2 separate regions of the Homo sapiens genome follow, and region 2 is linked to region 1. Evidence: chromatin contacts called from ENCODE Hi-C or POLR2A ChIA-PET data. All regions are on one chromosome and are shown on one strand. The core of a region is the stretch at or near the end of the contact, and the rest is flanking DNA. Distances in the headings are between cores, read along the strand shown.

Region 1 (3,693 bases), core at 586-3,085:
TCCAACCCGTATCTCTGTCCTAGACTCCACACTCCAAATGCCTCTACAACATCTCCTGGGTGTCTCATGAGGATCTCAAGTTTAGTAAGCCCAAAAGCAGACTCTTGATCTTTCCCCCACCCTAAGTCAGCTTGTCCTACAGGCTTCCCCATCTTGGTAAAATGAAAACTTCACCCTTCCAATTGTTCAGGCCAAAACCTGTGGAGTCATCTTTGGCTCCTTTCTTTCTCTCTTATTCCAAGTCTGATCTGTTAGCAATCCACCTTCAAAATCTATCCAAACTTTGACCACTTCTCAACACCTCTACTGTTACTCTACAGTTCCAAGTCATCATCTCTTGTTTAAATTATTGCAATAGTTTCCTAACCTGTCTCCCTGTGACCATCCATGACGCCCTACGATCTATTCTTAATACAGCAACTAAAGTGATTCTTTAAAAATGTGTCAGATCATGTCACTCATCTGCTCAAAAAGTTCCCCATGACACTCTAGCCAAAGTCCCTGCATTAGTCTTACTAGGCCCAATAACTTCTGTACCTGCCCCTCCCTTCCAAACTAAACTCCTAACTTCTTCCCCTTGCTTACTCATTTCCAGCCACGCTGATCTGAATGCTGTCCCTTGAACACACCAGACATACTTCCACATCAGGGCTTTCCCATTTACTGTTCCTTCTACCAGACAGCCAAATGGCAACTGTCCTCATCTACCTCAGTTTTGTACTCAGATGTCACTTTTTCAATGAATTCTTTCCCAACTTTGCTTTATTAAAAGTGCAAGCCCCCACCTCCAGTTTTTATCCTACACCCTACTATATTTTTCTCTGTTGCACATATCACCATTTGATATGTTATGTTTTACTTGTTAATTTCTTTATAATCTGCTTCTCCTACTGGAGAGTAGGTTCCAAAAGAACAAAGAATTTAGTCTGTTTAGTTCCCTACTGTATCCTCAGCACCTAGTAGGTGCTCAATAACTGTGTTAAATGAATATAGGTTGAGCATCCTAATCTGAAAATGGGAAACCCAAAATCTGAAAGTTTTTCAGCGCAGACATGATGCCACAAGTGGAAAATTCCACACCTGACCTCATGTGATGGGTTGCACAAAATTATTTAAAATATTGCATAAAATTACCTTCCAGCTATGTGTATAAGGTGTATATGAAAAATAAATAAATTTCCTGTTTACACTTGGGTCCCACCCCCCAGATCTCTTGTATATATGCAAATATTAAAAAAAAAAAAATCCGAAATGCTTCCCAGTCCCAAGCATTTCAGATAAGGGTTACTCAATTTGTAAATGAACTGTAGGTGCCTAACAAATCTCTGTTCAATGTGTGAAGGAATAAATAAAAGGGTAGATGCGCCAGTCATATAGCCAGCCGCAGCTCACCTAGCCTGACCAAGTGAGAGATGCTGCATCCTGACGCCACTACTGTAAGGATTAATCAAGGACAGCATGTAAAACTTCAACGCCGTGCGCGGCTCTCTCTTTCCTTCCCCTTCTCTCTTTCCAGTGAAGGGGACGGCTCCTTCCCCTTCTCTCTTTCCAATGCAGATCCTTCAAATCCTAAAATGTCGAGGCAGCCGCGTGCTGTGGGACCACGTCCTCGCCCTCTACACCCGCATTTTGCAGATGCGAACCCAGGCTAGGAAGAGAGAGAATCGCCAAACCCTTTTAAATTTCTCACTCACTCACCCATCCCATGCCAGATCACCAACGGCAGCGGCGCCGGCGGGTCCAGATGCTGCAGCGCCCGAGAAGCGCAGGTCCATGGCAGGAGAGCCACAGCCAAGAGCCACAGGCAGCCGGGCGACGCCATCTTCGCTGTGTCACATGACCGCGGGCGCGAGACTCCGGGAACCGCGCTCCGCCCGCCTGGGCGTGGCGCCGCCGGTTGCAGATCGCAACCTGCGCATCCCGAACGGATGCCCAGCCTGATGGGCGTCGGCCCTACCCTGGAGCTTTCAGCGCGACAGGTCCCCCGCCAGACCCCGCTGGCCGAGTGGGGCTCTGCGCTCTCGTAGACCGCCCTCTGCGGTGAATCAAAATAATTGCTAACATATATTCAGTGCTGATCAGATGCTATCAGGCACTATTCTTACAACCTTTAACTAATTCACTCTTCATAACAATGCTGTATGCACTTCTCCCCCTGACAGGTGAGGACACTGAGGCACTGCGAATTGGCACTGAGTAAGGTGCCCAAGGTCACAGAGATAGCAAATTGGTGGTTCCAAAGTCGTTGCTCTTCACCACTGCCCTGTACTGCCTTTGCAAGAAACATGCACAGAGGAAGGAAGAAAGAAGGAGGGACGGTTTCCAGCCAGGACCAATCATGGCAGGGTGTGGGGTTTGTTCTGGATATTGAAGGAGAGGTAGGATTTCAACAAGCAAAGATGAAATTCAGAAGGACTGAGATGAGCTAAGGTAGAGAGGAGAAAGACAACTGTGTTTTCTAGAAATGTCGGGACTTCAAGACGGACGAAAGCATATGTTGGATGCATAAGAGTGAGGGGGAAACCCATGGCCACTAACTGGCCTAATCTCAGCTGGATTATTTCAAGGGTCTCTCATCAACCATTTCCTTTTCCATTCTCTCCTCTTTAATTCATTTTATGCTCTATTGCCACATTCATCCCTCAATCCACCTTCATAATATCAGTTCCCTGCTCAAGTTTTTTTTCAACAAAACATCAAAAAATAGTTTAAATAATTTATAAAGAAATTAGAGTGTATCCACTATACAATGGAATAATATGAGGCCAGTTTTATAAAAAATGAGTATAGGGCCGGGCGCGGTGGCTCACTCCTGTAATCCCAGCACTTTGGGAGGCTGAGGTGGGCAGATCATCTAAGGTAGCGAGTTCGAGACCAGCCTGACCAACATGGAGAAATCCCGTCTCTACTAAAATTACAAAATTAGCCGGGTGTGGTGGCGCATACTTGTAATCCCAGCTACTCAGGAGGCTGAGGCAGGAGAATCTCTTGAACCCGGGAGGCAGAGGTTGCGGTAAGCTGAGATCATACCATTGTACTCCAGCCTGGGCAACAAGAGCAAAACTCTGTCTCAAAAAATAAGAATAAAAAATAAATAAAAAGAGAGTACAGCCCAGGCAGCATAGCAAGACCCCATCTCTACAAAAAAAAAATTTTTTTTTAATTAGCCAGGGGTGGTGGTATGTGCCTGTAATCCTAGCTACTGGGGAGGCTAAGGTGGGAGGATCACTTGAGCCCAGGAGTTCAAGGCTGCATTGAGCTATGATCTCGCCATTGCACTGAGCTATGATCTCGCTGTTGCCCTGGGCAACAGTGAGACCCTGTCTCTCTCAAAAAAGAAAAATGAGGTAAATTTACATAAAGTGACATGAAAAATGCCCTTAATATGTTGTAAAAGAAAAGTCGATTACAAACCCACGGTCTGTAATCTCTTCTATTCCATGCCATTGGGACTAGAGGTAAGTTGTTAGTTGAAAAGTCGATTAAAATGCAGAATCCACTGGGCGCACTTTGGGAGGCTGAGGCAGGTGGATCACCTGAGGTTGGGAGTTTGAGACCAGCCTGGCCAACATGATGAAACCCCATCTCTACTAAAAATACAAAAAATTAGCCGGGCATGGTGGTGGGTGCCTGTAATCCCAGCTACTCAGGAGGCTGAGACAGGAGAATCACTTGAACCCAGGAGGCAGAGGG
Region 2 (6,692 bases), core at 2,375-4,874, 310 kb before region 1:
CAGGCAGCACAAGAACCTGGGTCCTGCCTCCCAGCTCAGGGCTCTCCCCTCCCTGAGCACAGAGAGACCAGGGACAGAATCCAACCGCTCCATCACTGTCCTGCCCAAGAGAGCCCAGGTCTACAGGCTGATATGGATGACAGGCCAGGCAGGGCCCCGGCTCTGACCCCAGCCCTGGCCTCCCAGTGCAGGCTCTGAACATCAGGACGCAGGCTTGGCTTCCTAAAGCACCTGCTCTGCACGGAGACCTGAGCCATGGTGGGAGGCCTATGAGAGCCCCGCCCCCTGGGTCCCACAGGCTGCCATCAAGAGTTGGGCCCTACGGGCACCAGACCTGGCTATTCAGGAGTCAGATGAAGCTGATAGGAGAGGTGGAGCCGGCAGGAGCAGGTGTGGGAGCCTGCGTGTGGGCGGTGACACCACAGTGACCCTGCTATTAGATCCCGTGGTGGCCTCTGCCCACATGACTGTAATCTCAGCTACTCGGGAGGCTGAGGCAGGAGAAGGGCCACCAACCTCCAGGGGCCTCCAAACATGGAGAGCATCCTGGTATGTGTCTAATCCATGCCCCCCCACCGCCCCACCCAGCCTCAGTAATTACCAGTTAAAGCTACTCTAACTGAGAGAGTTCTACTAGTGCAGTTAGCACAGCAGAATAAAGAAGGCCTTTCTGACAGCTGGCTGCGCCCACCCACAGCCTGGGCTTCCACTAACAATGATCTGCTTGTTAATCTCGCAGCGCTGGAGGCCCCAAGTCTTCATGAAATGCACAAAGCTGGTGTGGGAAGAAGCTGGGATTTGAAATCCACAGCCGTGGATGTCACCCCGGATGTGCGGTGTGGCCCTGGGCTGGCTATTTAACCTCTCTGAGCCCATGAAACAGGGCTGGCAAAACAGTCTCACATGAGTTAAATGAGGAATTGTAAGGCTGTGAAAGTTCACATGCTACTTTTCATTCTAAAAACAGGTACAAACACTTTTTGATTGGCTTTTAGAATCCATTTCTAGGTTTTACATGTGTATAAGACATGTGGAGATGTTCCTGTCACCTCCGAACTAGGCCACAGCTGGGAGGGCCTGGGGCCAACAGTGCCCAGGTCCAGGTTCACCCTCTGAGGGGAGCAGCACAGGCTTTCTACTCCTGCCCCTCTACCAATCACACAACAACCCTGAGGACAGATCACCAGGCACCTCATTTTACAAGGAGCAACGAAGGCTGAGAGGGTGAGGAACTTTCCTAAGGTCACACAGAGGGGTAGGCCCTGCCCAATTCATAGCAATAGCCCCACCAGGCTGTGCATGCCTTGACCCAGGGGATGCCAGGGGAGGTCGGATGTGGGCTGGGTGGTGACGCATTCTGATGGGCGGCTCCCTGGGGACATTCTTGGACGACTCCATCCACAACTCTTCTTGGTCCTGAGCCCAGTGTCAGCCTGTCCTGATGACAGAGCCCCAGCCCCAGCTTCACAGATGGTCTCCTCTGTCCCACATCCCCACCCTGTCCTCTAACTACAAAGGCAGCATCCAGATCCCACCGGCTAGAGTCCTGTCCCTGGCACTGGGCGCTCAGTGATGGTGAATGGCTGCCTCCTGCTGCTCGCCTCCACCACCAGCTCTGGGTTGCGGGAAGCAGAGGCTTGGCCATGCCCTCTTCTGTCCTAGTGTAGGAAGCAAATGGCTGATGGCCCCACAAAACCTGCTGCGGCTCAGTCCCCTGTTTTCCTCAGCCCAGACTCCTCAGAAAGGTCTCTGCACCTTGAAAGCCTGACCTGACAACAGAAATGTCATCTCTTTGAGCCCTGGATGGACAGTCAGGCTTCCTGGGCCTGTCCTGGCTCAGCAGCGTAGAGGCTGCGCTGTCCTAGGCATGGCGCTGCCTCTCTGAGCCTCACTGTCCTCATCTGGGAGATGGGGATGAAGACCGTGGCTGTTATCAGGGTTGTCGGGAGGATGAAGAATTAATGATGCTGTCTGTGGAGGGAGGCTGATGGCCGGGGCCAGGGACCCTCTCCCTCCTCTCAGCCCCACAGCTCCCCGACTTTGGGCTGATCTGTGGTCCTTGGTTCCCCAGACCCCAGACTGTCACTAGCCACAGACAGGAGGCAAAGCAGATGGGTGACCTGACCAATAGTAACTACATGACCATAGACCAAAGAGTTTAGTACTGGAAAAAAAATCTCTGAGATCTTAGGGAATAAATAGCTCCAGGGTTTGATACAAGATATTTGCAGACAGGAAAAGCCGGGCTTTGCCTGGGAGAACAAAGTGGGTCCAGCTGCCCACTGGACCATTCCACAGGACTGGACACTCACCCCATACCAGATCACATCCCAGGTGTTGGGCCCAGGGTGACAAGGCAACAGTCCCTGCCCCAGCGAGCTGAGTTTGCTCCTTCCCCAGCCGCCCCCCTGACAGCCGCACCCCACCCAGGCTCCGCACAGAGAAGAGCCTGCTGTGGACTCAGGGCACGCGACTCAGCTCTGGTCACTCCGATGTGACCACAGGTTTCCACGCTGAACTTTGTCCCTCTCCTCAGTACTGCCCTTATCACAGTGACAGCATCCCGGCCTCTGTTTACTCACCTGTCTCCCCAGGACCAGGCTGTCTTCCCGGGGCAGCCCAGGTGGGCAAAGACATCACCTGATTCTTACTCCTGGGTGTGTTTGGGGCAGGGTGAAGGCAGCGCCTGGGAGTCCACAGTCCCCCACACTCTGCTCCTGACCACCCCGCAGCCCAGGGGGCCCCCATGACCCTTAGACCTTCCCTAACCACGGCGGTCCCACTCCCCTGTGGTTCGCGTCCACCGTCTGTGACTCCCCGTTCGGCCAGGGCCCGGCACAGCCCGCGGATGCGCGCCCCTCCCCTGCAGCCAGCTTACTCCGAGGGTCCCCGCGCGGGCGGCCGCACTCACCCATGTTAACGAAGCTCATGACCAGGTCGGCGCGGCCCAGGCGCCGCTCCGCGGGCGCGCCGTCCTCGTCGTCGTCGCCGGCCATGGCGTGGTACAGGTCCAGCATGAAGAGCGGCGCGGACGCGGGCAGCCGGGAGGCGGCGGGTGGCGCGCGGGGCCGGGGCCGCCCAGGCAGCCCGAGCACCGCCAGGATCTCGCGCTGCACGTCCCGGCGCTCGCGCGCGCCCAGACGTCGCTGGGGACAGCCGGGCGGGGGTCGCAGGCCGGGGCCGCCCCCGCCCAGCGCGCATAGCGCCAGGCCCAGGAGCCAGAGCGGGCCGGGGAGCGCGGTCATGGCAGGCCGGGGGCGCTCAGCTGGGGCGCTCAGCGGGCGCGCATCGGCTCCGCGGCCGACCCAGGGCCTGGGGACGCCCCGACGGCAAGGAGGCTGGGCTCGGCGGGCGGCGGGCGGCGGGGCGGGGCGGGACGGGCGGCGACCGCGGCCTCAGCGCGGTCCCTGGAGCGCCCGCCGCGCGACACCTGTCCTGGCTCCTGGACGAGAGGACGCGGACGCCACCGCCTCGAGGCCGGGGCTACTCTGCGGACTGGGACTCTCGGCCAATCCGTCTGTCGCCGCCGTACCCGCCAGTCCGGCTGTGGCCGCGGTCCGAGCAGCGCAGGGGCGATGGGCGAGCTCCTGCAGCCACCCGCTTGGTGCGGTTCCCGCGAGTCCCTGCCCTGCCCTGCCCAGCGGTCCGCGTCGCCCGCCCCCACCCCGGGACTGACCAATGGGGGGGCGGGGGCGGGGCCTGGGAGCGGGGGCCACGCCTGCGAGGGGGCCCGGGGCTGCGGCCGGTGTCGCGGGTGGGGAGACCCCGAGGTGCTACCTGGGCGTGGCGGGTGGGCAGGCGGCCCGGGCGAGGGGCTCGCAGCCTGGGCGTCAGCGTGGTCATGGCCGTCGTGGCTTCCGCCGCGGGCCTCGGCGCAGAGATCCTAGGGCCGCGGCGCCCTTCCGGTCCCGCCAGTGGTGCCACCCGGCCGCCCCGCCGTCGCGTGCGCGGGTCGCCATGGCATGCTGCAGGCGCCTCCTTCCCGGCACCTGCTCAGCTGCTCCTCCCCGCGCCCCCACCTGGCTCCCGCGTGAGCCTGGGCAGCGCCCCAGGCAGGCCGCCCCCGCCAGCCCTCGCTGCGCGGCGTGCGCCCCCTGCGCCCCCAGTACTGATCCAGCTTCGCGGGGGAGACGCGCACCCGCCTCCTGCCTTTAGCCGGGCCAGGAGCTCTGGGGCCCTTCTGGAGCACCCGGGAGCCACCTGTGCACTTCTCAGTCGCCACGGCCCCGGTGCAGGCCTGGCAGGAGAAGGATCCCCGCGGAAATGCCTCTACTAACTCAGCCCCTTTCTGCACTCTCTGCTCTTCTCTGGGCGCGCTCTCGCCTTACTTATTCCTGTGTGGTTCAGGCGCTGCGGAAGGAGAAGGCACCTAGACTGTACTGGGAAGGCTCCTGGAGTTGACCTGGAGCGCCAGGAAAGGTCAGTGGAGGAAAGTGCTCCAAGCAGAGGGAAGAGCTTGTGCCAAGGCCCTGAGACCCCGGCGGGGGAGCCTAATAATGGCAGGTAACAGTCAGCACTTGCCACGCGCGAGGCATGTTCTCAGTGTGTGTCTTGTGTCATTTCTGTGATGCTTGCACATCGTCAGGGGGTACCTACCACTGGAACCTCCTCTTTTAACAAATGAGGAAACTGAGGCACACAGCGGTTAAGGGACTTACGCTAGGTCACACAGCAGTAGAGCTGGGCTGGGGCAGGGGGCAGCTCCTCAAGTGGAACCTGGAGAGCCCACGGGGCAAATGGCGGAGGCTGGAGGGGCTGGCAAGGGAGGGACTGCAAAGGGCCTCACAGGGGCTAGACGAGGGCCCTGGGCACCAGTGATTATGGTGCCCCCCCATGTGGATTGAAGATTAAACCTCGAAGCAAGTGTATAATGCCCCCAAAAATCACATTTAGAAGTCATCACTTCAATAAAAATTTCTATATTAAATAAATTATTAATGTAAATGGTCATTTGCTGGCTCCTTAAGCACATGCCTAGTCTGTCTTTTACCGAAGAAGTAAATTTCTGCAAGGGTAAATAATAAAATGAAATAAAATAAATATTATTATTACACTATTCAGAGCACTAAAAGAACTACTTTTTCCTGATTACAGAGGTAACTTGCTTTTGTAGAAACTTTTGAAAATAGTTTCATAATCACTTTTGCACATCATCAGGGGGTACATACCATTGGAACCTCCTCTTTTAACAAATGAGGAAACTGAGGCACACAGCGATTAAGGAACTTATGCCAGGTCAGTACAGAAAAGTAAAAATATTACCCCCAACAAATTTTAAAATCACCCAAATCCCTGTTTCCAGAGATAATCACTGGTAATATTTGATGTCTCTTTTTCTTACATGTATGTGTATTTTTTCATACAAAAAACAGGATCTTATTTGCTTTATTAGCTTCACGTTATATTGCAGTATTTCACTATGCCATTAATTATTGCACACTTTTTTTACTGGCTTCGTGGTATTTTTTCATCATATTGTTATCATAATTTTTTTAATCAAGCTTATGTTATGGGATAATTATATTTTTATATTATATACTATGTTGTTATGAACAATCTTGTAGAATAATCTGTGCACATCCATGGTGATTTCTTTAGGATGAATTTCTAGAGATGGATTTTTTTTTTTTTTTTTTGAGATGGAGTCTTGCTCTGTCACCCAGGCTGGAGTGCAATGGTATGATCTTGGCTCACTGCAGCCTCCGCCTCAAGTGGTCTTTGTGCCTCAGCCCCCTGAGCAGCTGGGATTACAGGCGTGCACCACCATGCCTGGCTAATTTTTGTATTTTTAGTATACACAGGGTTTTGCCATGTTGGACAGGCTAGTCTTGAACTCCTGGGCTCAGGTGATCTGCCCACCCCAGCTTCCCAAAGTGCTGGGATTACAGGCGTCTAGAGATGGAATATTTGAATCAAAGAGCATATACACTTTTTATGGTTTTTGATACATATTATCTGTTGCCCCAATAGCACGAGGGTGCTTATTTTCTATCACCCTTACCAACACTAGATATAACTGTTAAATACATAAATAAATCAATCTCTGCTGGTTTGATAGATGAAAACCTCTCTGCTGTTGTAACTTGCATGTGGAGGGTTACTACACACTGCTCTCTTGTTTTTGAAACCCTGTCCTCCCCTGGCTTCAAGGACGCCTGCTCCCTTGCTGACCACTCCTCCCTGCCCACTTCTAAAACATGGATGTCTGCTGGGTCTGTCCACAGTCCTGTTCTCCCCTTAGACTTGACCTGGTGATGAGCTCATCCACTGAGGCTTCAGTGCCGCCATACAGTCACACCCAACTCCAAATATATTAGTAGGGCAGGCCTTCCTGCTAGATGCCAGAAGCTACATCCAATGACCGATAAGACATGACCAGAGCCAGAAGCCAAAACCCTGGCGCAGACACACGTCCCTCCCTCCCAAGGGCAGTTCAGTCTATTGATTCTACCTTCAAATGCCTCTTGAATCCCTGAGCCTGTGCACGCCCCTTTGCACTCAGGTGTTTCATGGAGCACCTCCTCCCCACTGGTCTCCTTATGTCTCATCTCACTACCCACCCCACCCAGCCCTCACTCATTCCGCAGAATGCATATTTCCAAATGAAAATCTGAATCCTTCCATGGCCTTTCATTGCTTACAGCAGAATTTCCCCAGGTGAGGATTCTGAGGGCTTTCCTGCAAAAGGGGTT

Evidence for each region. A loop is a pair of places that touch in the nucleus more often than their neighbours do. ChIA-PET counts read pairs that join two places held with the same protein, here RNA polymerase II (POLR2A). Pooled maps may share reads with other maps.
Region 2: a loop to region 1 is called in a pooled map, with 3 times the contacts of the local background. The contact joins the promoter of BMP8B here to the promoter of PPT1 in region 1. A Hi-C loop is called at or near these places in 5 of 50 pooled maps. POLR2A ChIA-PET finds 5 or more read pairs at or near these places in 2 of 52 experiments (activated naive CD8-positive, alpha-beta T cell and naive thymus-derived CD4-positive, alpha-beta T cell).

Annotation. Positions count from the first base shown.
Region 1 is chr1:40,095,417-40,099,109 of GRCh38, forward strand. PPT1 (palmitoyl-protein thioesterase 1) reads right to left here and starts at 1,836. Exons shown (of 9, transcript NM_000310.4): 1 at 1,699-1,836. The coding sequence starts at 1,822. RefSeq lists an enhancer at 1,571-1,700.
Region 2 is chr1:39,785,241-39,791,932 of GRCh38, forward strand. It overlaps BMP8B (bone morphogenetic protein 8b), which reads right to left and starts at 3,625. Exons shown (of 7, transcript NM_001720.5): 1 at 2,912-3,625. The coding sequence starts at 3,245. It overlaps LOC101929536 (a long non-coding RNA gene), which reads left to right and starts at 3,736. Exons shown (of 1, transcript NR_135805.1): 1 at 3,736-4,931. RefSeq lists a silencer at 3,577-4,176 and an enhancer at 3,731-4,232.